Regions from separate parts of the Homo sapiens genome. Here all the other regions are linked to region 3. Evidence: chromatin loops called from intact Hi-C (ENCODE). Cell type or tissue: A673. All regions are shown on one strand.

The links. A loop is a pair of places that touch in the nucleus more often than their neighbours do. Peaks named below come from ENCODE experiments on the same cell type or tissue, not always from the same donor. Only the 100,000 strongest peaks of a DNase experiment are listed, where the experiment ranks them.
Region 1: a loop joins it to region 3, with 7 times the contacts of the local background. A loop is called at or near these places in 3 of 110 quality-filtered maps.
Region 2: a loop joins it to region 3, with 11 times the contacts of the local background. A loop is called at or near these places in 23 of 110 quality-filtered maps.
Region 4: a loop joins it to region 3, with 8 times the contacts of the local background. A loop is called at or near these places in 16 of 110 quality-filtered maps.

The regions. Positions count from the first base shown.
Region 1 is chr1:192,221,997-192,229,996 of GRCh38, reverse strand. No RefSeq gene overlaps it. Among named protein-coding and RNA genes, the nearest start is that of RGS18, 68 kb to the right of the region's middle. In A673, no CTCF peak of the experiment used is centred here; DNase peaks (open chromatin) are centred at 4,136, 4,506 and 4,936; H3K27ac peaks cover 3,446 bases.
Region 2 is chr1:192,442,363-192,450,362 of GRCh38, reverse strand. No RefSeq gene overlaps it. Among named protein-coding and RNA genes, the nearest start is that of RGS21, 130 kb to the right of the region's middle. In A673, a CTCF peak has its summit at 4,310 (motif pointing right); a DNase peak (open chromatin) is centred at 4,332; H3K27ac peaks cover 2,179 bases.
Region 3 is chr1:192,005,160-192,013,159 of GRCh38, reverse strand. It overlaps LINC02770 (long intergenic non-protein coding RNA 2770), which reads right to left. Exons shown (of 10, transcript NR_186758.1): 10 at 1,900-3,321. Among named protein-coding and RNA genes, the nearest start is that of RGS18, 150 kb to the left of the region's middle. In A673, no CTCF peak of the experiment used is centred here; DNase peaks (open chromatin) are centred at 4,549, 4,679, 5,789 and 7,009; H3K4me3 peaks cover 310 bases; H3K27ac peaks cover 5,934 bases.
Region 4 is chr1:192,307,504-192,315,503 of GRCh38, reverse strand. No RefSeq gene overlaps it. Among named protein-coding and RNA genes, the nearest start is that of RGS21, 5.5 kb to the left of the region's middle. In A673, CTCF peaks have their summits at 1,886 and 4,010 (motif pointing right); DNase peaks (open chromatin) are centred at 1,893 and 4,023; H3K27ac peaks cover 3,818 bases.

The sequences.
Region 1 (8,000 bases), 220 kb before region 3:
GGACAGAGTATCTCTAGGGCACTTCATTTAAGACATAATTCTTGCAAGAATTGTGTCATTTGTAGACACATTGTTTTTTATTAGTAGTGAAAATGTTTGCTTCTTTATAAAATTTAATATTCAGCAATAATTCTATACTTCTCTTCTGAGGTTGCCTAATCCCTCTCCAATATGAAACATACAGTGATATTAATAACTTGATACATTTATGGAGATGTATATTAGCCAAAACATTAACTCTGGACAGTAGCTTAAAACAAAGTCCAGATAACTTTTTTTTATAATTTCTTATTTTGCAAGTAACATAAAAGATAACTTTCTTTCTATAAAGTTTGCTTACTTGGTGCAAACTATTGGGTTTTAATAAAAATATAATAGCACTTTAAATGATTGGAAGACCACAAGTATAATGATTCTGTTATGTTTTTACTACAAGTAATTTAATCTGATTTCCGAAATTGTTATAAAATATAAATTAAATCAAAGACTAGATACAAAGAAAGGTACAGTTTTCAATATTTCTTTCATTTTCTTCCCTTTGCCTTATTACTATAGCATTTGCATCCTAATAAAGTTACTAATCTAAACCCCTTTTCTACTCCCACCTCCAGCCACCCAATATCTGCCATCAAAGGAAAGTACTTAGAGCTAAACAACAACAATAATTTTAAAAGAAACCAACTAACTTAAAAATGTAGTAGTTTTTTTTTAACATCATGGTTGTAGAAAAGGGAATCACAAGAATGAGAATCGGTGCAAAGAAAAAGACAGGTAAAATAAAATAGTTAAGTAAATTCCAAATAAAATTGGACCAAACAACTTGAAAATATCACATATTTAAATCATTTTCTTGACTTTTCTAAGCTCTTCATTTCTATCATTTTTATTTCCTCTCTATTTTAATTAACAGTACGTTTTTGACATTTGTTTTACTGCAAATTATTTTGAAATTAATTTTCAAATGTCAAAAGCATGACAACTGGAGAAGTTTTAGGCTTTTATAAAGCATGTATATAGGTAGAAAATAGCAATTTATTGGGTCTTGTGTTTCCACAAAATGTGGAAAGACTTAGTTTTTCACGCATTATTTCAGTTCACGTGCACATGTACAAGCATTTAACTTATTCCTGGTGCCTAGTAAACCATGGTACATATAAGTTAACATTTCAGAGCTTTTAAAATTTATAAACAAATTATTTTCTGCTTAAACAGAAGGAGCCAGTTTTTCACTGTTTAATTTTGTAGGTTGAATTTTCCTCTCTTAAAAGCTCTTCCAAGAACATGTTGGTGAATGTAATATTGGTCAGACTGTGCAGGCTGTTTGCCCTTTTATCTCATAACAATCCTTGCAATGCCAAGTGCTGTCTAGGATCAGTTTCTCAGCATGAATAATGTGAGCCATTTTAATTGTCTTCCATTTACAACTTAAATTCTCTGCTTGATTTGCTGATCTAATTATATCATGTCTATATTCATTATGGGTTGGAAGAGTTTTAGTATGTTTCCTATTGTGAGGATCAGAGGAAGATTCACGTATTCCTTTAATACACACTTCTGGGCAAGACCTGGCTTTGAGAAGAGGGCATATACTCAGTATCCATATGAAGTGATGTAACTGGCTTTGTTATATGTATGTATACATTCATATTACTACATGCATTTAACTTGTACTTTATGTATTTTGAGATACTCTCTGACTTATATAGGGTTTTGTCAAAAGCAAATCTTGAAACAAAGGTTTTAACACAGGTAATTCACTTAGAAAATAATCTTAAGAAGTATCTCTCCGGGGGCCGGGTGCGGTGGCTCACGCCTGTAATCCCAACACTTTGGGAGGCTGAGGCGGGCGGATCACGAGGTCAGGAGAACTAGACCATCCTGGCTAACACGGTGAAAACCCGTCTCTACTAAAAATACAAAAAAATTAGCTGGGCGTGGTGGTGCATGCCTGTAGTCCCAGCTACTTGGGAGGTTGAGGCAGGAGAATGCCGTGAACCCGGGAGGCGGAGCTTGCAGTGAGCCTAGATCGCGCCACTGCACTCCAACCTGGGCGACAGAACGAGACTCCGTCTCAAAAAAAAAAAAAAAAAAGAAAAAAAAAAGCATCTCCCCACAAAAAAAGAGGGAAAATGAAAAGAGGCTCAGGAGAGAAAAGCCAATAAAATGTGCATTAATTAATGATGTGTCACTGTTACCAACTGTAGCTCAATCTCTTTGGGGGAATTTCTGAGAAACTGTAACATGCCTCAGAATTACCTTACCAGGCAATGGGAGCTTAGGACATGCACAGACTTCCATCCGTGGTAGATTGTTCTGGGCACATCTTCTCCATCCCTGCCACTCTAGGCTGTATCACATTACTGTGAAACAAGCTCTTGTCGGTCCGAGAATGAGTGTTTCTGTGTCAGAAACCACAACTTCAGGTAAACTCGGGTATATCAAGGGAAGTGATATGAGGCATCTAAAGAACTGCTGCTGTCCAACACTCATACCTCCTAAATTTGCTCATGCCTCACAATGAACATACTTGTTGCTGGTACTCCATGCAGATGGCTAGCTACAATCTATATATTTTTTTAAAAATCTTAAACTATAAGGCTGGTAGAGACAGCTAATCATGTTGCTGCCACTAATCTAAAATATATAATTGGTATTCTTCGTATTAACCCTTTATCACCTATTCTAGATTACCTTCATCCGCAGGAGCATGTTTTCTGACCTAGATTGCTTGCCTTGTGGACTCAAACCTTTATCCCTTAGGGCTATGAATCTCAGTCACCTTGCTTTTATCTGGCTATGGTGGCTATAATTGCATTTTAACTATTGTTACTGGGCAATGCTCCAGTGTATCCCTTAAGTTCCAAGACATATCTCTCTTTGCTGTTATTATAAAGCATCAACCCGACCTATTATGACAGTAGTTCACTACTTTATCTGATGGCCTACTGGCATGAGGTGCCCAAAATGATTTAGTATCAGTTATATCATTAGGTTTAATGGAACCCTTGCTGTGTCTTTTGGTCGACGCATCCCCTGATTCCCCATTGTATGACACTGCCTTTACAGTCCAATATTTCACTTACCTTTAGAGCCTAATGTTGCGTGGAAGACAAATAAAAGTTCTCTAAGTAGATTGCTGAGAGTGAAGATAGCAGCCATTTCTATTTCTATCCTGTGGTTCTTGGTTTCACATGTTTTAGCTACTGGATGCAAAACAGCATCTAATTGTTATTGACTCAGTGTTAATACCTTATCCTGGAGGAGATTTTTCCAACCTGGCAAGATATCTCTTCCAAGTTTTCATCTTAGGTGAGTGAATCTTTGAATATTTATTCCAAAATTCAGGGTGTGAATTTTTGGGCAATATGCTATATGACAGGATTGGTGAATCCCATGAGTGCATGTTTATTGTTATAGCTCCTTTGCTATACAATTACTTCATTAGTTAAGGGCAGTATCATTTAGTATGGGACATTAGTAAATCTGTCAGAAATTAGATAGTAGTGCTGAGGCAAGGAAGAAAAACATTATTTCAGAGTGAAAAACTGTTGCACCAACAATGAATCACTGATTTGTTCATGATAGAAGAGATTTGATGTATACAACATAGCACCAAGTGGTTCTCCGCTGCTGAAAAGTTCAGACATTCAGTAATGTTTGGAACAATAAAAGCCTTGGTACAAGGGAGTCTATACCTTTTGTGGCCATATAACTTTTGTCCCTGCCACCATGATACTCCACTTTTTAGTTAATTGAGCCAGCAATAGAATGACCAAAGACAGAGGCTGGATGACATCTACTGGACAAGTCTTTTTTATCTAACTAGTTGTTCGGCATCTTCTCTGTAGCTGATGTTTTCTTGTAGGCTTTGATGCGATATACAAAATGCTTCATACTTCAGGTCCACTCACACTCAGGTCCCATTCACATTACTCTCCATCATAACTCCTTTACTATACTTTTCAATCTTGTCCATTCTAGTCTGTTAACAAACTAACTAGGCCATTCACCATTGCCCAACAATCTGTATATTCATCTCAACTACTTTTTCCTGTGTAAAAGGAAATGACTAAGCATATTGCTTAAATTCTTACTACTGGGAAGATTTCTGTTTTCTGTGTCTTTAGGACCACCCCCTATGGAGCCGTGTGTAAAAATATTCATTTCTGGCTTCCATTCAAATACCAGGATAATTCATCTGTAAACTAGGCTCAGGATTTTTTTTTCTTTATTTTCAGTTGAACAGGGAACGTCGACAAGACCATTGGTAGGGTCTGAGGGAGGGACAACTGTGTAATAGAGACAGGTAATTTGTCCATGTAAGCTACCTCTTCAAGTAACAAGTAAATTATTAGTGACTTCTGGATCTCCTTTGGTTTGATCTCAAGTATACCATTTTCATCATATGCATATCCTATCTTACGTTGTGGTGGTAGTGACAATATCTAGCTTATATTGGCAGTTCTAGTTTTAGTGCAGCTTGATGTCTGTAGCCAGGCACTCAGTCTCTACTAGGCACAAGGAGCACACCAGGATCTCCTTTTCATATGATAAGTAGTTTTCTCCTTGAGGTTTGCACTCCAACCTCTATTGAGACATATTAGAAACACCATATAACATTCCTATCTACCATGGAAATCTCTAGTTTCGGTGAGATAGTATACAAAAAGTAAAAATGATTAAATTTTTTTATAGAGAGCAGGAAAGGGAAAATAGCTCTGGGAAAGATAATGATTTGCTTCATCATTTAGAGATATATGAACATCTTTACTAATAGAAATTGAAAAGCCATATTTTCTAGATCAGGGTTTGTCACACTATGGCCAATAGGACAAACCTGACTCATCATCTATTTTTTCAGATAAAGGTTTATTGGTATACAGCCACTTGCATTCATTTACATATTGCCTATGGCTAATTTTGTGCTACAATGACAGAGTTGACACAGACCATATGGCTTGCAAAGCCTGAAATATTTACTAAGTGGCCCTTTACAGAAAAAGATTGTTGATTGCAGCTCTTGATCTAGAGCTGCATGACAAGTGCCAGAGCAGTGTGGATCTGCACCATCATTTATAGCACATCAGCTGCAACTTTTCTACTCTTCATTTAAGTTAATAATAATGTATTATCACACCATGATTCATCTGTCTTTTTCAGCAACCATATTGATATGATGAATGGGGATATTGTGGGAATCACTCATTACTCCTACCACTTTTAAGACTTTGAGGGTTGAACTAACATTTTTAATTCCACTGATGATGCATTATTGTCTCTGATTTACTAGTGGCTGGAGCTTTAGGAACTTTGACTTGACTCTTGTCCACTAACCAGAGTGGTTTTGTTAGCTGATAAGTATATCCATCTTAATTGTGTGCTCTGAATACAGGGAAGCAAACACAGCATGGGTCCACAGACTCATATGAACCCTCACCCAGTGGACAGCAGCCAGAGAACTATTTCTCAGTGGCCTCCTCAACAGAAGAACTATGCTGATATTTGCTTCAGCTCTGTCCAATACCTCTCAAAATACTAAATAATTCCCTTTTCCCATTGTTCTGTTACTCTGGTAGATAGCCAAGGTTGGGATACATTCACTATATACACTTGTAAATTTAAAATTAATGCTCTCTGCCTTAGATTTCCATAAAGTGAAGACTATTATCTCTTACAGGGGTTCACAATGGTATCTCCATTCTAATTAAGTTGGTCTTTCTAAATTTTTGTCATAGCCCTTAGTCAGACAAATATTTCCCCCACTGGCAATATTTTTTTACATTTATTTTTCTAAATCTCACATATTCGCTAAAATCCAAATAAAGAACTGTTTGTTTGTTTATTTATTTATTTTTGTTTTTGTTGTTGTTTTGGAAGCCTTTGCTTTGGAAATGCTCCCTCTGACATCAACTAGGTGACTGCCTTGAGTTGTTCTTCAACTCTTGAATTATTTAAGTCTTCATACCTCAGTTAAACAATGCAACAAGCAAGCAGGTAAACCTTAGTATGAGCTAGTAGTTTCATATATATCTATATTTAATCTTCACAAAATCACCATGAGATATGTGTAATTATTTTTGTCGTTATTATAAGGGAATAAACATTCTCTCATAGATTAAATTAATTTCCCAATGTCACACAACTGATTAAATGTTACAGAATATATGTAATTCCCAGAATTCTGAATCTAATTATAGTGTGCTCTTTTTGTATTATATGTACCATTTTTTCCCAATAGATTTTGAGTTACTAAAAAATGGGCTTGTATCTAGTATATTTTTGATTCCCCGCAATTTTGTGAGAACCTTGCACACAATAGAAACGCAATATATATTTACTGGTTGATAAATTAAACATACAAATCTTCTTCCTTGAATATCCACATTTCTGACCAACTCTTAACTAAATTCTATGCATTTTCCAGAAGAATCATTTAACCTATGTAATGAGACCACAAGCATATACTACATTTTAAGTCTCTGTTCTCTGTTGGGAACTTGATCGTGTAACACCTTATTACCTGTTTCATATTTCATATGTCAAACATGTTATGACTTTGATAGTCAACCATTATTTCCAGTTTCTCATTCAAGATAGTTAATATCTGAGAACAATCAAAGGCATTGCTATGAGATAAGAAATACATATATTTTATACACACACTACATCTATATGTGTATACAGATGTGTGTGTGTGTGTGTGTGTGTATACACACACAAACATGGATATCCGACTGAGCAGGGGAGTGTGTGTGTGTGTGTATATATATATACACACATATATATATACACATATATACACATATATACACATATATACACATATATACACACATATACATATATATACACATATATATATATACACACATATATACATATATACACATATATATACACATATATACACACATATATACACATATATATACACATATATACACATATATATACACATATATATACATATATACACATATATATACATATATACACATATATACACATATATACACACACATATATATGCAGGGGTATATGTATGCAGGATATATATATATGCAGGGTGTATATATATGTGTATATACACACACTATATATATATATACACACACATATATATACATATATGCAGGGGAATGTGTGTGTATGTATATGTGTGTGTGTGTGTATATATATATATATCTCCTGCTCAGTCAACTATCCATGTATAACTTCTGACTCCCCTAAAACTTTACTATTAAAAGCCTCTTTTGATCAGAAACCTTACCAATAATGTAAACAATTAACCTATATTTATATACTGTACTCTTATAATAAAATAATCTAGAGAAAAGAAAATGTTATTAAGAAAATCATAAAGTAGAGAAAACGTTTTTACTATTTATTAAGTGAAAGTGGATCATCACAAAGGTCTTTACCTCCATCATCTTCACCTTAAGTAAGCTAAGGAGGATGGTGAAGAAGAGAGCTTGGTCTTTCCATCTCAAGAGTGGCAGAGTTGAAAGAGGTGGAAAAGGTCGAAGGTGAGGTAGGAGAGGCAGGTACATTTGGTTTAACTTTATGAAAATACATAGTAATCTTGGTCTGACTGTTTTGCTTTTTTGTTTCTCTAAAAATGTTTCTAAACAATACCAGTTCTCCCACCATTTGCTTTAGTTTCAGTAACTTTATCATAGATAGGTCCATGTCATAAAAGAAGGCAAAAGCAGTCTTGAGTACTTAGAGTCCTTCCGCCAGATATTCGAATGTCAATTTGTTTTCTGAGCATTCATCTTCATCAAGTCATCTTCTATTAATTCCTCTGTTGTGGTGTCTATTAGCTCTTGAATTTCTCCAAGATCTATAACTTGAAACCCTTCAGCCCTCACCCTTTTTGCCATATGCATAATCTCTTTCATGGCTGCCTTGACTGGCTCTGTTGTGAATCCTGTGAAGTCAAGCAGAACATTTGAACACAGGTTTTCTCCAGCAAGAATTAATTTTTTTCAGGCTTGATG
Region 2 (8,000 bases), 440 kb before region 3:
TCATATTCAACATCCTCATTTACAGAATAAACTGATCTCCAAATCTGTCCCTAAATTATGCCAGTCTGTCATTTTAATTGACAAAAGAACTGTAGAATTTTTTTAAAATTTGCTTAAGATCCTAGAGTGGTGGTTTTCAACCTTGGCTGCACATTGGAATCACCTTGAGAGATTAAAAAAAAAAATCTCAATGCCCAGGTGGCTTCCAGGCCAATTATATCAAGTCTCCACAGATGATTCCAACGTGCAGCCAAAGTTGGAAACCACTGGCTTGGCAGGAGGGAGAGGTGACTTTGACTTAAGTTGGTAGGGAAGTGTTTATGGAGAAAGTAGTTTCTGAGTAGGATTTGAAAGATGGGCTGAATTTTGATAAGAAAAAACTTAGAAGCATTTAAAGTGATATAATAATACCGGTTTCAGAGACTAAAGAGTAGTTAATACAGAGGGAGAGCGAATCAGAAGTATAGGATGACATTACAAATCAGAAATAAATTTAAATTTCAAATTCTGGCCCTATCATCTACTACCTGCATAAAGGTGGCCAAGTTACCTCATCTCTAAATCTTTTTATTTCCATCTATAAAATGAGAAATAAAAGCACCCACTGATAAGGTTTAATAAAGGTCAAATGAAAAAATTCATAGAAAGCACTTCCATCAATGTCAGGTAATAGAAAGTGCTCAATACATGGCTAATACCAAAACATTTTTACCAGCTGAGTATCATTGAAAGTTAAGGAGAGCCACTAATGGAATTAAAGCATTTAGGGCCAGATTGTGGGAGCCTTGAATGCCGAGATAAGCAGATTTTTCTTTTCCCTTTTCTTTTCTCTGTCATTGAAGCCTATTTTTGAGCACAAGGCCAAAGCAACCAAAGGAATATATTGAGATCTGTCCAATGGCAGTGTGCAGGAATGATGGAAGAGAGCAGAAAGTGGAGGCTGGGAAACCAGCTAGGGAAGGTGTACAGTAGCCTAGGAATGGGCTCCTGAGTTATAACAGTTGAAATCTATGAGGAAAATTTGTAGATGAGATATTGTTCAAGAAAATTCAAGTAGAAGACAGTAACTGGCAGTAGGGAAATCTGAATGAAAGAAAAAAGTTAGTGACTTTAATATAGAAATAGTGACAGAGAAGCCAAAACCTAGTTCAGACGAAGAGATAAGGAGTTCATTATAGACCTTTTAAGTCTGAGGTTGGGGCAGAACTGTTAAAAACATGGGGAGCAGAGAGTGGAAATGTCATGTGAACATCAGGGGAAGGGTCAGGCATGACAAGAGAGTTTGGTATCACTCGCCCTCATAGGCATTATGATGGGACGAGAGTAAAATCCCATAGGAGGATTGGAAAATCAGAGGAACACAAAAATCGTTCATATTTCACAGGTGGCTCAAAATTTGCCTTTTACGACTCTCCTTTTCATTCGCTTTTCCCCTTTCCTGCCATTTAATATCTTCTCTTAATCACTCTTCCAAAACCTATTTATTGTTTCAGTCCCTCTGGAATGACACTCGCTATTTCTAATTTTCTTCTATACAGCTGAGATTTTGCGTATTCTATTCCTCGTGACTGAAATGTTCTACTCTTCTTCTCTTGGGCTATTCTTCTAGGTCCTTCAAAACTGAGGTAATATTTTTTTCATCCTCTCTATAGCCTTCTCTAATTTTACCAGTAATATTTTTTTTATTAACACTTTGTGTGTATAAGTTACATAAGTGAAAGTGTGATTTCATGTTTAGTTTGTTGTCTCTCCAACTAGATAGTAAGTTACCCCTAATATGTTAATTGATTTATAATCACAGATGTTTGACAGACTTATTGAATAAATGAATGAGTATTTCCCTCATATCTGTGTCAGTACTCATGCTCTAAGCCTCCAGGGTGTCATCTGAAAATGCATGAAAATGTTTTGTTTTCTAATAAAGGCTGATAAATCCTGCTGGTATTTGACACATAAGACCCAGGAATGCTAAATATTCTGCAATGTATAAGACACTGCTTCACAGTGAATAATTATTTCTTTCTAAATGTCAAAAATGGATGACTGGGAATGCTGATCTAAGGAGTGCTAAGTAGCCACTACCAAGTAAGGCAACTGAAGTGGGCAAAGTCTTCCTCAATTGACAGCATAGTCTGGTATGTCCCTACTTGAGAGGCAGAAACAGGTGTGTGGTAGTTTTTAAGTACTCTGGGCAAGAGAGAAAAACACTGGGGGTAGGGAGTGATAAAGGAATTTTAAATGAGTTCTGCTCTTGATACTATCATTAAATGACACCAGTATGCTCTTTTTTACTCTAAAATGACAATTATACAATTTGATTAAACATTGGAAAAGATGGTACTGCAGATCTCAAAATAATCAACTGCTTGTTTAAATTCTTAGCCTCTTGACAGTTGCAAGAAGAGGCAGTCAATATAATTTTTTAACATCCTCAGGATAGTGAAAGTCCTCAAGAAGTGTTTTCTAATTAAAATTGTTTTGATTCCTTCTGAAATATAATTATTTAATGTATTTGTGTTGTAACAAAATTATATTGAATCAATGTCAGATGATCCCAAGAGCCAAAGAAAAATGAAAGAAAAAATGTTTTCTGTTTCATGAATTGTCTTAATTTGGATAGAATCATAGGATTATTCCATGGAATTTCATTGTCTTTTCACAGAGTTGTTTACCCAGTACCCCGTCAGACCTGCATATTTACTAAGTGGCTTTCTATGGGGCTATTTCCTATCCATTCATTATGCATCTTCCCAAGTTCAAGGCAAAGGTTTTTCCCCACTCTGAAGTCATTTAGTAAAAACACAGTATGAGCCAAAACAGCCTGTTTCTAAGAAGTCTATTATATGGTATCTCACAGAAAGACGGAACTGCTCTCAAGAGCACTATGAGAAGTGGGATATGCAGTCAGTGGTCCACTCTTGTGTGCCATAGGATTTCTGACGTGTGAGTGCAGAGAAATGATCTACCTCCTAACAGTGCTGAACCATTGTTGCTGTGGCACTCTGGAAAATTCAGTGAGAAAAATAATTCATTGTATAGCCTTTTTCCAGGAACTGCTTCTAAAGCTTTCTCAAACAGATGATATCATTCAGCTGGTCACCAAAAGGTGACTTTTTTAAAAAAAAATCTGCTACAAAGATGATAAAATACAGATATGTTCTCACTTCTAGAAAGGGTAATGTAACAATATATTGTGTCTGTATCTCAGCCCTAGGCCTGTCTTCAAAATACATACCAGAAATTAAGCCCCTTAAAAATGTCCACTTATTATTTGTTTTGTAAACCTAGTGGCGAATGATATTTCCGATCCCAATATAATGTTTAAGAAATAGTTGTTGAACAGATGCTGGGGTATAGTATTTTTTAAATTTTATTTTACTTTAAGTTCTGGGATACCTGCGCAGAACGTGTAGGTTTGTTACACAGGTATATGTGTGCTATGGTGGTTTGCTGCACCTATTTGACCCATTCTCTAGGTTTCCTCCCCTCGCCCCCACTCCCCAACAGGCCCAGTGTGTGTTATTCCCATCACTGTGTCCCTGTTCAACTCCCACTTATGTGTCATTGTTCAACTCCCATTTATGAGTGAGAACATGCGGTGTTTTGTTTTATGCTTCTGTGTTAGTTTGTTGAGAATGATGGCTTCCAGCTTCATCCATGTCCCTGAAAAGAACATGATCTCATTCCTTTTTATGTCTGCATAGTATTCCATGGTGTACATGTGCCACATTTTCTTAATCCAGTCTATCATTGATGGGCATTTGGGTTGGTTCCAAGTCTTTGCCATTGTAAATAGTGCTGCAATAAACATACGTGTGCATGTGTCTTTATAGTATAATGATTTATAATCCTCTGGGTATATACCCAGTAATGGGATTGCTGGGTCAAATGTTATTTCTGGTTCTAGATCCTTGAGGAATTGCCACACTGTCTTCCACAATGGTTGAACTAATTTACATTCCCACCAACAGTGTAAAAGTGTTTCTTCTTCTCCACAGCCTCACCAGCATCCATTATTTCTTGGCTTTTTAATAATCACCATTCTGACTGGCGTGAGATGGTACTTCACTGTGGTTTTGATTTGCATTTCTCTAATGATCAGTGATGTTGAGCTTTTTTTCATGTTTGATGGCTGCACACATGTCTTCTTTCGAGACGTGTCTGTTCATATCCTCTGCCCACTTTTTGATGAGGTTATTTTTTTCTTGTAATTTTTTTTAAGTTCCTTGTAGATTCTGGATATAGTATTTTTAAAGTTTTCTACAGCAAATTAAAAAAATATTTACCGGGACAGTGTCATATGAAAAGAAACCACAAGGTGGCGCCAGAGTACCTAAAGTTACTGTACTGTTTTATTCTCTTCTAAGAAAACGATAGGGTAATGTTCTTTTAAAGGATATTTTTAGATTTTCATGTAAATGACTTAAAAACAGGATTAAAAATTTAAATTTCAAATATTTTCTGGGTCTGGGTACTATTTTGCTGTCAAATGTGAGAGCACACCTGGTAAGCATTTTAAACGACTAAACTGAGGAGCAAATCAGAAAGGGAGGGCCGAAGAAGGGATGTGTGATCATAGCATTCCAGAGGCTGATGAAAATGTGACTACTTTGCTCTAAACAACACAAAATCCATATATGTATCTATTGACGTGTGTATATGTATGTATATACAGACAACCATTTATTGTGTATATTGATTTTATAAATATATTTACGCATATTATGGATGTGTGTCATGTATAAAACATATAGTAGTATCTGTAATATATGTCATATGTAATGTTATCTATATATCATATAGCACACACACACATGAACCCACACAAAGCAGTAGATTATTTTCTTCAGAGAAACCTTGCTGGGTTATTCTGTGTCTCCACGCCTTTCCTGGAATTGCTCCCTGTCGCACATTCCTGTTCAGAGGCCACTCAAAAATTCCTTCCTTACTAAAGCACTTCCTGATGCCTGCCCAGGTAAAACCTGTTACTTGCTCTATAGTTTGTGCCCCATTGTTTCCTTACACAGTTTTATATCAGCATCTATGCCTTTTCAGTGGACATATTTATTTTCTAACCTGCCATATTTTATTTAATTGTACATCCTTTGAGGAAAGAACTGTATCTTGTTTGCTTTTGCCTCTGAGAGCCTGGCACATAATGGGAATCTAAGAAATGCTTCATGAATGAATGTCAGGCATTTCATACTGACAGAGGAGAATGAAAAAAAAAAGCCACACAGAACACAGAATGTACTTTAAATAATGGTCCCAAAGTGAGCATTTTCTAGTTAATATTGTTATCAATCACATTTGATCAATAACAGTGAGTATAAATTCATCATTAACTTGCTAATATCACGAATGTGAATATTATCATGAAATGATTACTATTCTTCCTATTTCTTGGGGTGTGGAGTAAAATAATTTTAATAGATTAGAGAGATAAACATTATCTTAACCACTTTGCATATTAACATTAACTTGTACTTGCAAAACTCTCCATCTCCTCACTCACCGCATCTATAAACTGAACCAAATAAAATTAGACTCAACACTGATCTTTCCATACGCTGGTTGGCACTCCCTCATCAGCTAGAAGTTTAAGTTTTAAGTTTTTTAAACCCCCTGTTTACAAACCTTCTGCTTATTTCCAAATAATGCTGCAATGCTAACATCTGAGCCAACAAGACTTACTTTTCAAGAACCAAATGCTCAGCTAAATAAAGACACAGTATCTTGGAGTTATGTGGGTTAATGAACACTTTTGTGAGTAGTTTAGTTTCTTCGAAGGAAAAATGTTTCAGATAAATAAATTTGTATTGTATAAAATTGGAATAATATTTTCAATGGCAACATTGTAACAAACAGTGTTTAAATTTCCATTGTAAAGCTGGAAAATGGAATTGACTGAGATCTCATTTCTGCTACATATCAATATGCTAAAATAACCCATACACACACTCACACCTGCACACACTTTCTATCTCCACTAATTAAGATCTTAAATGAGTTGAGATTAAAGACAGGTAATGATAATGCATTCTGACCAAACACAAAGTCTCCCATGATGTTCACTGGACAAACTGAGAGGCAGCATAGAATCTGGGCACTGCAGCTCTAACTGCCATTTTCATGGACTTTTTCATGTTTTCTGACTTAAAAAATGAGCTATTTAACATTGAAAGTCTAGAAGAGATATGAACATTTTCTGTGTCTTCAAAGGTGATCTTTATTCTTCCCAGGAATATGAGAAAAACTGTTTCTCCTTCACAATCTATGTAGATTTTGTAGAAAGATATTTAAAAAATATAGATAGTAGAATCCTAAATCTATGCATATAAACCATTGCTCTAAACATGCACAATGCTAACTGCCACACATTTATTCTTTGCAGAAACAATCCCATGCATACTCTCCTCTCTGTATCTCTCCTTTATTTCCTCTCCCATCCAGGAACATACATACATATTTTGGTTATTTCTTCCATACTTTATGTACTCTTTTAAAATCCAGTTTTCTGTGCATGAGTCATGTATCACTTTGATGAATCATTTCCACAAACCTTTAACAATACAAATCTGTTTCTTTTATTAACAAAGTGTTTCAGATACCTTACTTCCAGAATAGAGGACAAATGGGTGATTTGTGAAAGTTCCCTCTCTTTCATTACACTACTTTTTGTTCTCTCTGCCTATACCTTTGGCTGGTTTTCTGATTAATACAATGTTAGGCACCCAGGGGCCACTTATTGAAAGTCTGATTAATGAATAAATGCACCATTTGCCCAGTTGTTGAATTAAAGATTTTGAGATAAGAGCAGTTGTCACATATATGTGTTTTGACTTCTTACATTGTTTACAGAAATCTCAAAATATGGGTTATTTTATATATTCTTTTCATGTTTATTCAGTGCCTACCAGAATTTTCTTACCCAAAGGATGTATAATAATGCTGTCTTTACAATTTCCAATTCTGTAATTGTGTTTGAATGGTGGCTCTATCATTTATTAGCTGTATTAATCATTTTATTTTCAGGCTGGGTTCCCTTTGTAAAATGCAGAGAATAATAACTGGCTAATAGGTTTCTCTAGAAGATTAAATGAAATTATATGATAAAAACTGTTAACGAACTTTATCCAGTCATTTATTGCTGCTTAATAAACCACTTTTAAAATTTAGTGGAATAAAATGCAAACTATTGTATTATGCTCATAGATTCTGTGGTTTAGGAACTGGGGATATCTGGTACCTCAGCCCAGAAGGCTCAAATAGCCAGGGATGCATCAAATGCTGGTGGTGTAATCATGTGCAGAGTTCCTTATATACACACGTAGTTGTAATGACTTGAATAGCAAGCTCCTCTGTGGTGTCCACTGGGGATTACACATGTGTTCTCTCCACTTGGTGTGTGCTTCTTGCAGCATGGTGACTGGGCTCCAAGAGGGAGTATCTTCAGAGAGGGTATGTGGAAAGCAAGCATTCCAAACAACGAGGTAGAAGATGTGTGGCTTTTCTGACCTAGCCTCAGATTTCACAGGAAGTCACTTTCCCTATGTTCTTTTAGTTACCAGCTGTTCACTACATCCAGCCTAGATGCCAAGGAAATGGGAACTAGACTTCATTTAAGAATGGGCAAGGTCACATTGCAGGAGGACCTATGGGTGGAAGATATTTTTGTGGTCATCTTTGTAAAATGCAATCTGTGTAAATAGTGCTTGGCATATACTAAGTGATCAAAAACATTTTGCTATTACTGTAAAGGGTCCTATATAATTATAGTGTATACTTACGGATATATATATATTTGAGATGCAGTCTTGCTCTGTTGCCCAGGCTAGAGTGCAGTGGTGCAATCTCTGCTCACTGTAACCTCCACCTCCCAGATTCAAATGATTCTCCTGCCTCTGTCTCCTGAGTAGCTGGGATTACAGGTGTGTGCCACTGGGCCCGGCTAATTTTTATATTTTTAGTAGAGACGGGGTTTCACCATGTTGGTCAGG
Region 3 (8,000 bases):
AAATGTAATTGGAAAACGTCTCTTCACAATCCTAAGCACATATATCAATATTTATCTATCATTCAACTGTTAGACAAATTACTTCTCTTACACAAAGATATTTTAAAGAAAAAGGAAAGCAAATAAAAAAGTGGCAATTTACTAGTGACAATTAATATAAACTTGTAAAATACATATAATATATATGTTATACATATGTGTGTGTGTAATTTTTGAAAGAATATAAACAAGAACTCAATGGGAAAGATTAAAATGCAAATACATGCCCAAATACACAAGTCGAGTTTTATAATTTAGTGAATAATTATTTTTAGACTATAAATTAATGAACATCCACCATTATGTTTTGTGGGATGGTCACTGGTTTTAAGAGGTCACCCAGTGAAAACTGGGATAATGAGATTTGTAAAAGTAGAAGCAGCAGACATGCAATTAATTCCTGCATGAAAAGTCAGAGGTTGAAATTAAGGAGTTTAAATAATATATTTATTTTCCCTTACAAAGCCTACACACACAGTTAAGTATAAAACATTTAAGAAATAATTATATTTTGTTTAGTTAAGAAAAAATAATGAATAAATTTACTAGAGGTTGTGTTATCCTATTACTAGCCATTGTTACATTTATTTTGAACATTACAATCTTAAAATTTTTCCATCATACAAATATTTTATCAAAGTAGAATCAAAGCTGTGTATTATGCCCATGAAATTATTCTAAAATTTAAATATATTGACTGAGTATCTCTATAGGCTGATTTATTTTCCTCTTTTTAAAAATACCAATAATAGATGCAATGGAAGAAATTCCCAGAATACATTCAAATTAAAAATATCTCTTTTTTTTGCAATTGCAAATACCCTATATTTCTGAAAAATACCTAAGAATCCAATTTGTGAGGCAATAATATGTACCTATAGACATCAGGATTTCCAAATTTTTTGGCATTCTAACATTGACTATAGCAATATGTAATCCACCAATCCCCTAAATAATGTTAAAATAATTTGATTTTCATGTAGTATATTATAAATATAATATTTTGAATATATTTCTAAAATTTGGGGTTACCATTTTATTAAACTATATATAATGTATTTAATTGTATAACATGCATAAACTATAATATTCATACAATCTTCAACTTTTTCCATTTAATAACAGAGATGTGTAATAATTAAATGTTTACATAAGGAAATAATAATTTGTTAATAAATCAATTTTAAATTGACAGTTTATATTACATTTGGTTTTGAAACCAAAGGGATATCGAAAGGCAAAATAAAAGTTATTATATTTTATAATACAGACACTCTTTTTATTCCTTATTTATAATTATTGCATTTTTATTGAAAAATCAAACCAGCCGGGCAAGATGGCTCACGCCTGTAAACCCAGGCAAGGCCGGCGGGGGCGGGAGGATCACGAGTTAGGAGATCGAGACCATCCCGGCCAACATGGTGAAATCCCGTCTGTACTAAAAATACAAAAATTAGCTAGGCGTGATGGCATGTGCCTGTAATCCCAGAAAAAAAAAGAAAAAAAGAAAAAGAAAAAAAAGAAAGAAAGAAAAAAGAAAAAGAAAAAGAAAAATCAAATCATTTAAGTTAATATTTTGTGTTACAAATGAAAAGATGAAAAGTTTCAGTTTGCTATGATTTTTAAATGCCAAACTTCTCTTAATCACAACTATATTTACTCTTTTAAGCGTTTGTGTATTAAATTATTGAAAATCTTGAACTTTTTAAATGTCAGATTCCAATGGATATAAGCATTTCAAGAATATCTAGGGGGAAGTTGCAGAATTATTAGAATTGTGCCTTATGCTTCCTAATTGTTTATCAACTATCAATTATAAAAGTTAACAAGAATTTCAAGAATAAATGTAATATTTAAAGATCTTTTTCACAACCTTTATTTAGGTTTATCTTCCAGTCAGAAAAGTAAAACAAGTATAAGCATGCATCTTAACACAGTTTAAAAATTTAAGGATACTCATATAAAAACACTGAAATAAACAAACAGAATATATTAAGAATAAACAAACTCCTTTAATCCTCCCTGCTTTTTAAAGTGTTTCTAATGTTAAATCAACTTTCATTTTCTAGGATAAATACAACTTCGTTCTGATGTATTTTTATTATTTTTACATAATGCTAGATTTACTTAACTTCTTAAGATTACTGGATCTTTTGTTCATAAGTGAGACTGGCTTTAATAGTTCTTTCATACTCTTTGTTCACTTCCAGGGCTAAGATTTTCTACTCTCAGACTGGGTTGGGGAATAGATCCTTTTCTGTCTTTTGGAAGTGTTTAAGATTAGAATTATGTCTGCAAACTTTATTCAAATTTTTCCAGTGAAACATTTGTCCTGGGTGTTTTCATTATTTTTCGTTGTATTATGGATAACTTAAAAATATACAAATGTCATGTCTCTACAAATACATGCAATATTCTATGTTATTTATACTGGAGCAGTGATTCAGAAACATTAGCTTGGATCAAAATTACCTAAAGGGCTTGTGAAACCACAGGCTAATGGGCCTCATGTGCAGAGTTTTGGTTACAAAATATGTGGTTTCCTCAGAGTTTGCTTTTCAAACAAGATCTCAAATGATCCTGTTGCTGCCAGTGCAGGGATCATCTTTGAGAACCACTATGCACAAAGGTTGGGACAAAGATTATTTACCACTTAGCTTCAAACATTATTAACCCATGGTCAATCTTACTTCATATATGTTCTTACCATATCCTCTTATCCAGATTCCTTTGAAACAAACGTCAGATATTATTTTATTTGTAAACGTATCAGTGCTTAACTCTAAAATACAAACACTCAGTTTTTCTTAGTATTAGTACAGTTATGCACTACATAATGACATTTGGGTCAACGACAGGCCGCATAGACAGCAGTGGTTCCATAAGATTAAAATGGAACTGAAAAATTTTTATCACATATTGATAGAATAGGTGACAAGCTATCTTAATGTCCTAGCCCAATGCATTACTTATGTGTTTGTGGTGATGCTGGTGTAAACAAACCTACTGTGTTAGTAGTAGTATAAAAGTATAGCAGTACAATTTTATACAGTACATAATACTTAATACTGATAATAAATGACCATGTTTCTGGTTTATGCATTTACTACACCATACTTTTGTCATTATTTTAGAGTCTGCTTCTACATATATATTAAAAATAAAAAAAGTTAACCATTTTAAACAGCCTCAAGCAGGTTCTTCAGGAGGTATTCCAGCAGGAGGTGGTGTTATTATAGGAGATGACACAGCTGCATGGACATATTGTCCACGAAGACCTTCCTGTGGGACAAAATGTAAAGGTCCAAGTCAGTGCTATTGATGATCCTGACCCTAAGTATACAGTGTTTCTGTTTGTGTCTCAGTTTTTAACAAAAATGTTTAAGAAGTAAAAAAAAGAAAATAGCTTATAGAATAAGGATATAAAGAAAGAAAATATTTTGTACAGCTGAACAATGTGCTTGTTTTAACTGATATTATAAGAGAGTAAAAAAGTTAAAAATTTAAAATTTATAAAGTTGTAAAGTAAAAATGTTACAGTAAGCTAAGGTTAATTTTGTATTAAATATTTGTTTTCTAAATTTAGTGTAGCCTAAATGTAGAGTTTATAAAATCTACAACAGCGTACAGTAATTTCCCAGTTTTCACATTCACTTACCAGGTCATTCGTGGTCAGTGCCCCATACAGATATATCATTTTTCAAAATTTTTATACCATATTTTTACTGTACCTTTTCTATGTTTAGATACACAAATGCTTAGCATTATGCCTACAATACTCAGTACAGTAACAAACTGCATGGGTTTGTTGCCTAGGAGCAGGAGGCTATATCGTATTGCCTAGATATGTAGTAGGCCATACTATCTAGGTTTGTGTAAGTATACTCTATGGTCACATGACAGCAAAACGCATGTCTCAGAACATATCCCTGACATCACATGACACATAAATATATAGAAAAATGCAATTGTGATTGATTTTTGTGTGCCCATCTGTATCCTGTGACTCTGATGAGCTCACTTAGTTCTAGGAGAGTTTATTTTTCTTTTGTGAATTTCTTGGGATTTTCTTCATAAATAATAATGGATATCTGTAACGAGAGAGAGAAAGAGTTTTATTTATTCCTTTGCAATCTCTATGTCATTTACGTCTTTTTCTTGCTTATTGTAACAGCTAGAACTTCCAGTACTGTGGTGAGTAAGAGAGTGAACACACACATACTTGTCTAGTTTCCAATTTTAGAAGGAAAGTTTTTATTTTTTCACCATTGAGTATGATGTTAGCTTTTTAGGTTTTTTATAGATGTTCTTCATCAAGTTGAGATAATTCCTCTCAACTCTTAACTTGCTGAGAGTTTTTATCTTACTGAGTGGCAGATCTTGCCAAAATGCTTTTCTTCTTTAGCATGTTTGTATTGTGGATTACATTTATTGATTTTCAAATGTTAAGTCAGCTTAGCATGCTTGAAATAAGTCCTTCTTTGCAATGGTATTTAATTATTTGTTTATACATTGCTGTATTTAGTAGACTAATGTATTCTTATCGGGGTTTTTGAGCTCATAAGAGATGATCTTCCTTCCTTCCTTCCTTCCTTTCTTCCTTCCTTCCTTCCCTCCTTCCTTCCTTCCTTCCTTCCTTCCTTCCTTCCTTCCTTCCTTCTTGTACTGTTTCTGGCTGGTTTTGTTCTCAGGGTAATTGTGGACTCATAAAATGAGTTGGTAGGTATTCCAGTCTCTTCTGTTTTTTTGAAAGATGTTGTATAATATTGATGTTAATTCTTTTTAAGTTTTTAGTAGAATTCTTTAGTGAAATCATCTTGGCCTGAATATTACTTTTTTGAGAGTTTTTAAGTTATAAATTCATTTTCATTAATGGTTTTAGGACTATTCAGATTGTCTATTTCATTTGCTTCAATTTTGATATTTATTGGTTTAGGAGGAATTAGGTTATTTCTTCTAAGTTGTTGAATTTATAAGCATAAAGTTCTTTTATAATTTTCCCTTTCAATTTTTTTAATGACTGCAAGGTCAGTAGTAATATCCCTGATTTAATATCGGTGATATGTTTCTACTATCTTTTTATTTTTTAAGTCTTGCTAGAGGTTTATAAATTTTATTGATCATTTTTCAAAGAACCAGTTTTCAGTTTCACTGATTTTTTTCACTGTTGTTTTTCTATATTCAATTTTGTTGATTTCTGTTTCTTATTAATTCCCTATATATGTTGCTATGTTGCCAGTTTCTTGAGGTAGGAATTTATGTTATTGATGTAAAGCTTTTCCTTTTTTTCTAATGTAAGCATTTAGAAGTTGAACACAATATAAAGATTGAAAATTGTTAAAATTTTGAGATTGGTTAGAAGTATTTTTCTATAGTGGGCAAACTATTTCTATAAAGTGACAGAGAGTACATATTTTAGGCTTTGTAGGCTAGTAGATTCTGTTTAAACTACTCGACTATTCCTATAGTAAGAACACTGTTATAAACAATACGTAAATAAATGAGCATGGCTGTCTTGCAATAGTACTTTATGTATACAAACGAGGAGAGGATTGAATTTGGCTGATGGAAAGGCAGTTGTGGACCCATGATCTAAAGGATGAACAAACTGAGACATTATCGTGCAAATCTGTCTACCAAATTGGGTCATGCTCATATAGCTTTGGAGAATTTCTATTTGTTCGATTTAAAAGGTAAACTACTTAAATAATTACTCTATTAATTTCTTTTAAAGACAGGAAATGACAGTCTTCAATTACTACTTTCAATGCTATAAATCTTCTAGAACATAATCCTTATGGGTTCATTTATCACCATATGAGAAAAGTCTAGAACACAATATAATTTTAATGAGTACAGGAACCCAAAGAAATTCACCACTATATCCTCAGCAACTAGCAGATGCTCAATGAATATTGACTTAATAAATGAATTAACGCAATGCTTTTATTATTTATGTTTCAGGCTATAATTTCATGTTATGGTGGCTTTTGGATTAAGAGACTATAAATGGGTTTGGGACAATAGATTATTAATTATATTTTCAAATAACAAAAAGAGAAATTACCTTCTGAAATAACTAAATTATTCAGTCTTTAAAACAAGGGGTAAAATGTAACATTTATCTGAATGTATATTTTACATTAGTGTGCATACATTCAACTTCCAATTTTTTTGCTTCTAAAACAATTTAATAAAGAATATTTTATGACTAGAACTGGTTATTTATTTTTAAATGAGTTTCCCAATATAAATTGGCAATTAATCTTCATTTTAGAAGACTGTAGATGGTTTTATTAGCTTCATTTTACAGTGAGTATTTGAGAACCATAAAGTTTAAATATCTTTTTCAGAATGATAATTAGTGTATATGCATAAAGAGAAGAAACCACATATTCTGGTTGCTATTACATCTCACTTCCACTAACAGTTAATGTTTAGAAATCAAGAATGAGACATTAGAGATGTACCTTGAGAACAAGGAAATTGAGATCAGGAGAATGACAGACTTCTAACATCAAACTTTTTTTATATTTGCTTTTGGAAATGTCAATGCAAAGAAAGGTTAATAGAATAAATTCTAAAAAGTAATGTTCAGATTAAGCAATGGATTTTTTTATTAATGATCCTTCTGAGAGCAGTGTAAACAACATTATTATGACAAAACTTTCACTGAATTGAGGAATTAGGATGAGATTGAGCCCTGGCAACATCAATATTATGAAAACTGTTTTCATTAAAATGGGACTGGGCTAGAATAAATGCGAATTTTAGTTGTTGTAAGTGAGCTTATACTGAAGGGAAGGAGCCAGTGAAGATGGAGACAGGGAAGAAATGGGGATGAAAAGACAATACCTGGGAGTGGAAAGTGAAAGCAAATTGAATTTATAGATAGAGAGATGCTTGTGGTCTTTTGGTGGTGTGTTGGAGCTAGTTCACCATGGCTCTGGAAAGCTCAGTCAACATATCTGGAAATTTGCCAGACAGCTGATTTCACATTTGCAGCTTAAAAGTGGCCAGGGTAGGAATATTTACACCATGGTAATTAGAAAATAGCACAAATCGGAATTTTTGTTCCACTTCACTGCCAGAGGGCTAGTTTTAAGCATTTATCGGCACACCATTGATTATAAGATTTAGTTTATGGAAACATTATAAAATTAAGCAAATAATTTAGTATGTATTTAGCAGTTATACCCGAGAACAACCACTTTACAATGTCAAATCTATTTTATTATAAACAAGGTTGTAAAATGTTACCTTTAAAAGCAATACACCAATAGATTTTTATGTACCAAATATTCTGTCATAAGTCCTAAGGGTGGGAGACTATCCCAATATTACTCACACTGATACATATGACTTGAGAAAATTTTTCTTATTAAAGCATCAGGAGGAAACCGTAAAGAGGATGCCCTCTGAAAAACTGTTAGATGATATAAAAATTGGCTCTGTGATGATTAATTGAAGCCAATACTACAAGTCAAAAACCGACATAATATGATTTAATACAAGGTTAGAAAGGAAAGCAAATGCTATATTTATAAATAAAAATTATTTATATAATATGTTATTTAAAATAGTTACATGTAATTATACTAATAAACTACTATCAGTAGGTATTTTGTTGTTTTACCCCTAAGTTGTCATATATTCAAAATGGCCAGGTATCTTTTAAAATATCTTTATGTTTGAAAAATAAAGTATCATATTATTTTCAGGTTTCTTTTATTTTTAGGAATGCATTATAAATTTTACAGGCAGGATCAAGAATAAGTTGTATTCTACATCTGATAATTTTTCCATAAAATTGTAATATAGATCTTTGCCAGTTAACAAATAAAGTTAACTTCTCAAACTTCCTGTAAGTATTAATGTGAAAATAAATTGACAGTAAACATAAGTATTAATTCTTATTAATAAGTATTGATATGAAAATAAATTTATAGTAAGCCTAAATG
Region 4 (8,000 bases), 300 kb before region 3:
TATTCAGGACAGTAGCATGGTGTACAGGCTTACAGCCTAGGAGCAATAGGCTATGCCACTTAGGTTTGTAAGTTCATTCTATGATGTTCATACATTGAAATCACCTAATGACATATTTATCAGAATGTATCCCTTTTGTTAATTGATACATGACTGTATAAGTATGCCATTTCATTAAGCAAAACAAAACAAAAACAAAATGGGGCACTAGATAGCTCAGGGAAAAAAATAGAAAACAAATCCTCTATAGAATAATAGCTCTTACCTCTTAAGTTCTCTGTAATGATTTTGATTTCATTTTGAAATGCATATTGAACGTAATGAATTATTTTAATTCTGATTAGAGGTAATGACTTACTTTTAAGTCTGATTTATTTTTAACCTATGAGTAGTGGTAGTCTCATCCAAGTAAACAAATTTTATACTACTTTTTTAACTCTCAATTTACGGTAATTGTTTAGAGAAAATGTTTAGAGAAATGACAAATGGGGATGTGCTTTGGCTACTTTAGTCAAAGTCTGAGTTCAGCTACACACTATGTACATTCTTGTGCAAGATAACCTTTAAAAACCTTTATTTTTCTACCAGTAATATATAGAAAATAGGATTGAGTTCTTATACCTATTATAGTAAGAATTAAGTGAGGTACCATCTAAGCATTTATCAAAGTGATCACTACATGGTAAACATTAACACATGTTAGCTATTACTGCTAAGGAAACTATTTTAATACTTAAATTTCATATGACCATAAAAATAAAATTTAGAAGATGATTTTTAATCATTATTGAAAAAAGAAAATACATTTAAAATACACAATCACTTCTCAGCCTTTTGGCTAAGGTCAAGTGTAAAAGGGACACAAATGTAGTTTAGAGCAAATTTAAGTGACGTAGTTAAAAAAAGGAGGTAATCACAGTATGATAATCAAGTCAGATTATTTCACTATTACAAAGAAAAAGTGAAGTTACAGAGAGAAGTAGTAAGACCTTAGTAACCTAAAGCCTACTAGCTGGCCTGTGGCAAAGTTTTGAAATAGAAATGGTGAATTCTGAGCACAGGGTTAGAAAGAAAGGTCACCTGAGTGATAGAATTATGCATATTTTCTACAGATGCAGGATTCTAAAAATGTGATTTACAGAGTTTATAGGAAAGGCAGTCAAGGAAGAAAGAACTAAAGATACAGATTGAGGTTTCAACTGAATCATAGTTTAAGCAGGGCTATGGGTGTTGTGAGAGAAATTTTAAGGATGAATGTGGTAATATATGTGAAACACTCTCTGTTCCCTGGAAGAAAGGTTCTATAAAAACGTAACATATTGCTGATTCTTAGAATGAATGGTGAAGGTTGAAAGATTTTCAGATGTAGGGAAAGGGCACATTCACAATCCAGTGAGAGGCAAAAGATATTGGAAATGGAAGGTCAGAAACAAGAAACGAAAAATAAAATTTGAATGCTTCTTACAAGACTACACACACATGCACATATACACTACAGTTTTAAACAATTATTTGCATTGGAAATACTCTGTAAACTAAGTTTATTGATTTCTAAGATAGCTTCACTTAGAATTGAATAATTTAAGCACATAAAGTTAAAGTGAATATAGTGGTTGGGGTGAGGAAAGAATGAATTTGGATTGTCTAAGGAAACAATATCATAAAAGAAAAGGTATAATAAAAACAGTAAAGAGATAGATTTTTGAATAAAAATTATTTTGCCAAGAAGTTCAAGAAAATGTTTTGAAGGATAGAATTTAGAACTGTTCTAAGAAGTTCTGTATATGGTAGATAAAGCAATAGCTTGCCAGAAGATATATGGCCAATTTTAGATATATAAAAAGAGTTGGAGGAAATACAAGGAAATTAGAGTGTGCCACCCAGAGTGTCTCATGTGGAGCTGCTGATTGCATGTCCGGATTTCATAACTGATGCAGAGGTAGCTATCAGTTAACTTAGCCAACAGACACTTTTGAAATAAATCAAGCATCCAAATTACAAACAGTATTGAAATATGTTATTGAAGGTCTATACCTCCTTAGTGATTTAAATCTGGATATATTATTGATGCTCTAATTAGAATGTCATATCATATTTTTTCTAAGTAGTCTTATCAATTAGAATTTTATAGTTAAATGGGGATCTAATAATTAATGTCTTATGACTTGAGGAAGAGGCTTTGGAAAACATATTTATCAAATGCTCATGGGAAACAATTCAATACTATAGTGTTACAATAAATTCAAATCGTGTGTTTTGTAATGTATCTGAAATATACTTGAAAAGATAATGGACTTTTCCATTTGTAACACCCATGGCCCTAAAAATCTTATGAAAGAGTAATTCAGTGTCTTTGAGTTCAGAATGTTACAAGATTCTTTTATTATATTAACTTATCACATATGTAAGTGCAAAAAAGTAAAGAATAATCTCAGGCTTTCCCATTATGGTTTATCTTTACTTGCAGAGAGGACATAATTTTGGCTTTGTTAACAGTCTTTTTCTTTTCCCCTTCTTTTTCTTTCATTTCCCCCTTCCATTCACTTATCAAACCTATTTGATTCTACTTTCAAAATATAATCATGTCTTTACGCACTCACCTCTATCTTCATTATATTGATTCAAGTCTAAACTGCCTCTTCCCTGGATTACTACAGTTGTCTCTGAGCTACCTCTGTGCTTTTTGGGTTTTAATCCTGCAGTGTATTCTCAGTGTGGCCAATTGGGGGGTACTTTTAAAATGCAAGTCAGATCATATCACTCCTCAACTCACACCTTCCCCTGGCTTTACATCTTGCTCAGAGTTAAAGCCGTGTCAGCTGGGCACGGGCTCACACCGGTAATCCCAGCACTTTGGGAGGCCGAGGCGGGTGGATCACTTGAGGTCAGGAGTTTGAGACCAGCCTGGCCAACATGGTGAAACCCTTTCTCTACTAAAAATGCAAAAAAAAATTAGCCGAGTGTAGTGGCGGGCACCTGTAATCCCAGCCACCAGCTACTGAGGCAGGACAATTGCTTGAACCTGTGAGGTGGAGGTTGCAGTGACCCGAGATCATGCCACTGCACTCCAGCCTGGGCAGCAGAGTGAGACTCCATCTAAAAAAAAAAAACAAAAAACAAAAAACAAAAAACAACATGTCCTGGAGTGGCCTGAGCATCCCTACAGAATATGTCCCCATCCACCTCGCTGATACGGTTTCCCATTACACAACTATTTGCTTGCTCCACTCTTGTCACATTGGTCTACTTGCTGCCTTCCTACCTGTCCAAGCACCCTTATTCCTAAGCATCTTTACACTTGCTTTTCCTTCTTTCTGAGTGTTCCTTCCCCAGTTAGCTATTCCCATGGCTTACTACTGCACCTGATTTACTTAAATGTCAAATGAAGGCTTCTCTGACCAGTACACTTAACATGGCTAACACACTGCAGCTTCTCCTTCCTAATTGTTTCTTCCCCCTTCCCTAGTTTATTTTATCCATAACATATAATAGCACTTATTACCAACTGGTATACTATACCATTTATTTTGTTTTTCTGTTTATTTTCTCTCTTACTACTTGACTACTTGAATGGAAAACTCCAGGTAAGCTTAGATTTTTGTTTGTATTGTTTACTTTTGTATCATAGCACCTAAAACAGTTTACAGCATGTAGAGATTCTTAAAAATATTTATTAAATGTATAAATGAAATATGTTACCCCCAGAAGCTGGCTAATGTAATGGCACCTTGATAATGCATTATTGTCTAGAAGTATTAAAATACTGGAGAGAGGTCACTAAATAAAAAGTCAAGGAAGCAGTACTCAGTGGGAGAGGGAAGTTAGGGAGAAAGGATGGCATAGGGGAATGAAAAGCCTGTGGATATTCATGAAAAAATGAAACTATGCCTGTATCAAAATATCTCATGTATTCTATAAATATATACATCTACTATGTTCCCACAAAAAATCAAAAAAAAAAAACTTATCTGCTTTCATAAGTTAACCAAACCCTGCCTGCCTACTTTTGCCAATAGATGTCAGTGGTTGACCATATGAGTGAAATTATTGCAGATACACTTATTTTATGCCACTCTTAAAAGGCTAGTCTTTAAGGAGTGTCTCATTTCTTAAATGATCCTTTTTATTATTTTACCTTGAGAAGTAACATATATTATGACATGATAGAGTTGACAAGACGAAATGTTAATAGATTCCCTAATATACTGAAACTATTGAAATTTAAGGGCTATAAGAAGTATTCAAATTAAAATGACTTTTTTAAATGGTTGCTTTGTTTATACAGATTTATGTATATTCCTCCAACCATGCAATTTTCAAAGTGCAAAAGAAATTGTTCGTACATACAGTGTTTTATTCACATTCATGCTTGCTATGGAGATTTTTATCCAGGTTTCAATCAATTTAGTTTAATCCAGTACAATTCCCAGGCAGTTTGAAAAGAGTTTTATTTTTTAAATTATAAATGGTAATTGAGTAGTCATCATCTTATATCTTTTAAGAATGATTGTGAACATTGATTTTAACGTAAATATTCTCGTTCCAAAGTCCTAAGTACCTCCAATGAAATACAATCGTTTTCCATTTTTTGTTCTACTACTTAATAATTTTTATCAATGTTTAATTCCTTAATTGTATCTTTCAGAATTAAAATTAATGTTAAAAATAAACAATATATGTTATATTTACATGGATTTATAGTTTCAAAAATACCTGCCAACAGGTGTTTAAAAATTTCAAGAATGATATCATGTTTCTCTTCTTTGGTCAGTGGGAAATTCAGAGGCCTCTGAGGTATTTAAAAATTCTCCTGATCATGATTATTTTTTCTAGAAAATTGCTGTTACTATGTTGGACAAAATAATGAGGCAAAATATTTTGATAAGGGTTTTATTGAACAGAACTAAAATGTGTGCCATCATTTATTGATTAATTCAACATATATTTATTGAGCTCCTACTAGAGATCATTAATTTAAGATATCTTCTTTTTTTTTTTTACTATGGCTATCTGTTGCCATGTAAAGAAGGTTTTTTTTTCTCTTTTTCTATGTATAAAGTAATTGAAAAAAATAAATTCAACTGGGTGTGGTGATCCCAGCACTTTGGGAGGCCAAGGTGGGAGGATTGCATTGACCCAGGAGTTTGAGACTAGCCTGGGCAACAAAGTGAAATACCATCTCTACAACAATTTAAAAATTACTCCAGTGTGGTGGCAAGCACCTGTAGTCCCAGCTACTCAGGAGGCTGTAGTGGAAGTTTCACTCGAGCCTGAGAGACTGAGCTTGCAATGAGCCGAGGTCATGTCACTGCACTCCAGCCTGGGCAACAGAGAAAGATTCTGTCTCAAATAAATAAATAAATAAATAAAATAAAACTAATTGGGTGAAAGGACATACAAGACACAGAGTTGGAGAAAATATTTGCAATACTTAATCTGACCGAAGTTGTGCATGCAGCATATATAGGGAATATATTAAATAGTCAGTAAACATATGAAAAAATGCTCACCAATATTGGTCATTAGAGAAATAAAAATGAAATCACTATATACCCACAATAATGTCTAAAATTTAAAAACAAGACTGTGGAGCAACAGGAACCCTCACACAGATTTGATGGAAGTGTGCATTGTTACAACCATCTTGCAAAACTGGTTGGAAGTATCTTTTAAAGCTGAACATCTGCAAACCTTATGACCCGGTAATTTCTTTCCTAGGTATCTATCCAGAACAATTGCATATACACATGTATAAAAAAAGATATGCATCAGAATTTCATCTACAGTGTTATTTGTAAAAACACTATACTAGAAACAATCCAAATGTGAATTTATGAAAGAAAGAATTAATACATTGTAGAATAGTCATACAAAGAATACAGCAATGAAAAAGAATGACCTCTTGCTACATGCAACAACATGAATGCATTACAGATTATATTGAGGCTGGGTGCGGTGGCTGATGCCTGTAAACCCAGCACCTTGGGATGCCAACGTGGGAGGATTGCTTGAGGCCAGGAGTTCGACACCAGTCTGGTCAGTATGATGAAACACTGTCTCTCCAAAAAAAAAAAAAGAAAGAAAGAAAATAAAAGCCAGGCCGTGGTGGTGCGCACCTGTAGTCCCAGGTACTCCAGAGGCTGAGGCAGGAGAATTGCTTGAACCCACGAGGTACAGGTTGCAATGAGTCATGATGGCACCTGTTGTGGGAAGTCAGGGACCCCGAAAGGAGGGACTGGCTGGAGCTGTGGCAGAGGAAGATAAACTGTGAAGATTTCATGGACATTTATCACTTCCCAAATAATACTCTTATAATTTCTTATGCCTATCTTATTTTTTTATTTTTTATTTTTAAGATGGAGTCTCGCTCTTTTGCCCAGGCCAGAGTGCAGTGGCACTATCTCGGCTCACTGCAAGCTCGGCCTCCTGGGTTCCTCAGCCTCCCAAGTAGCTGGGACTACAGGCACCCACCACTGTGCCTGGCTGATTTTTTTGTATTTTTAGTAGAGATGGGATTTCACTGTGTTAGCCAGGGTGGTCTCGATCTCCTGACCTCGTGATCTGCCCGCCTTGGCCTCCCAAAGCACTGGGATTACAGGCATGAGCCACCACCCCCGGCCATGCCTGTCTTATTTTAATCTCTTAATCCTGTTATCTTTGTAAGCTGAGGATGTAGGTCACCTCAGGACCACTGTGATAATTGTATCTAACTGTACAAATTGATTGTAAAACGTGTGTTTGAACAATATGAAATCAGTGCACCTTGAAAAAGAACAGAATAACAGCGATTTTAGGGAACAAGGAAAGACAACCATAAGGTCTGACTGCCTGTGGGGTCGGGCAGAATAGAGCCATATTTTTCTCCTTGCAGAAAGCCTATAAACAGACATGCAAGTAGGGAAGATATCAATAAATTCTTTTCCTAGCAAAGAATATTAATAATTAAGACCCTGGGAAAGGAATTGCATTCCTAGGGGGAGGTCTATAAATGGCTGCTCTGGGAGTGTCTGTCTTATGCGGTTGAGATAAGGACTGAAATACACCCTGGTCTCCTGCAGTACCCTCAGGCTTATTAGGGTGAGGAAAAAACCACTTCCTGGTAAATTTGAGGTCAGAGAGGTTCTCTGCTCTTGAACCCTGTTTTCTGTTGTTTAAGATGTTTATCAAGACAATACATGCACAGCTGAACATAGACCCTTATCAGGAGTTTTTGATTTTCCCCTTTACCTTGTGATCTTTGCTTTGCCCTTTTCCTTGTGATCTTTATTGGCCTCAGAAGCATGTGATCTTTGTTCTCCTTTTTGCCCTTTGAAGCATGTGATCTTTGTGACCTACTCCCTGGTTCATACACCCCCTCCCCTTTTGAAGTCCTTAATAAATCCTGCTGGTTTTGTGGCTTAGGTGGGCATCACTGTCCTACCGATAAGTGATGTCACCCCTGGTGGCCCAGCTGTAAAATTCCTCTCTTTGTACTCTTTCTTTTTATTTCATGGACCAGCCAACACTTAGGGAAAATAGCAAGAACCTATGTTGAAATATTGGGGGCAGGTTTCCCTGATAGGCACCACTTCACTGCAGCCTGAGCGACAGCAACACACTGTGTCAAAATACATATACAAAAAGAAACTAAACAAGTAAATATTATAATTTAATTTTATTTATATAAAGTTCAAAAGCAGTCAAAACTAGTCTATGGAGGCAGAAACAGCAATACCTTTAGGAGAGGTATTGACTGAAGGAGTTCATGAGGGAGGCTTCTAGAAAGATGGTAATTTTCTCTTCCTTGATCTGGATGGTTTTACACAGGAATGTGTACTTTATAAAATTATTGCAATTTGCCTACCTTTCTGTATATGTGCTACACTTCAGTAAATATTTAGTTGGAAATCGAACTGATTACTCTTTTCATAATTGTTAACAGAATAACACTAATACATTTTCTATCACTTCATAAACACTTGACTATTCCAAGTAAAAGATTCCTTGAGACTCTTTGCAAG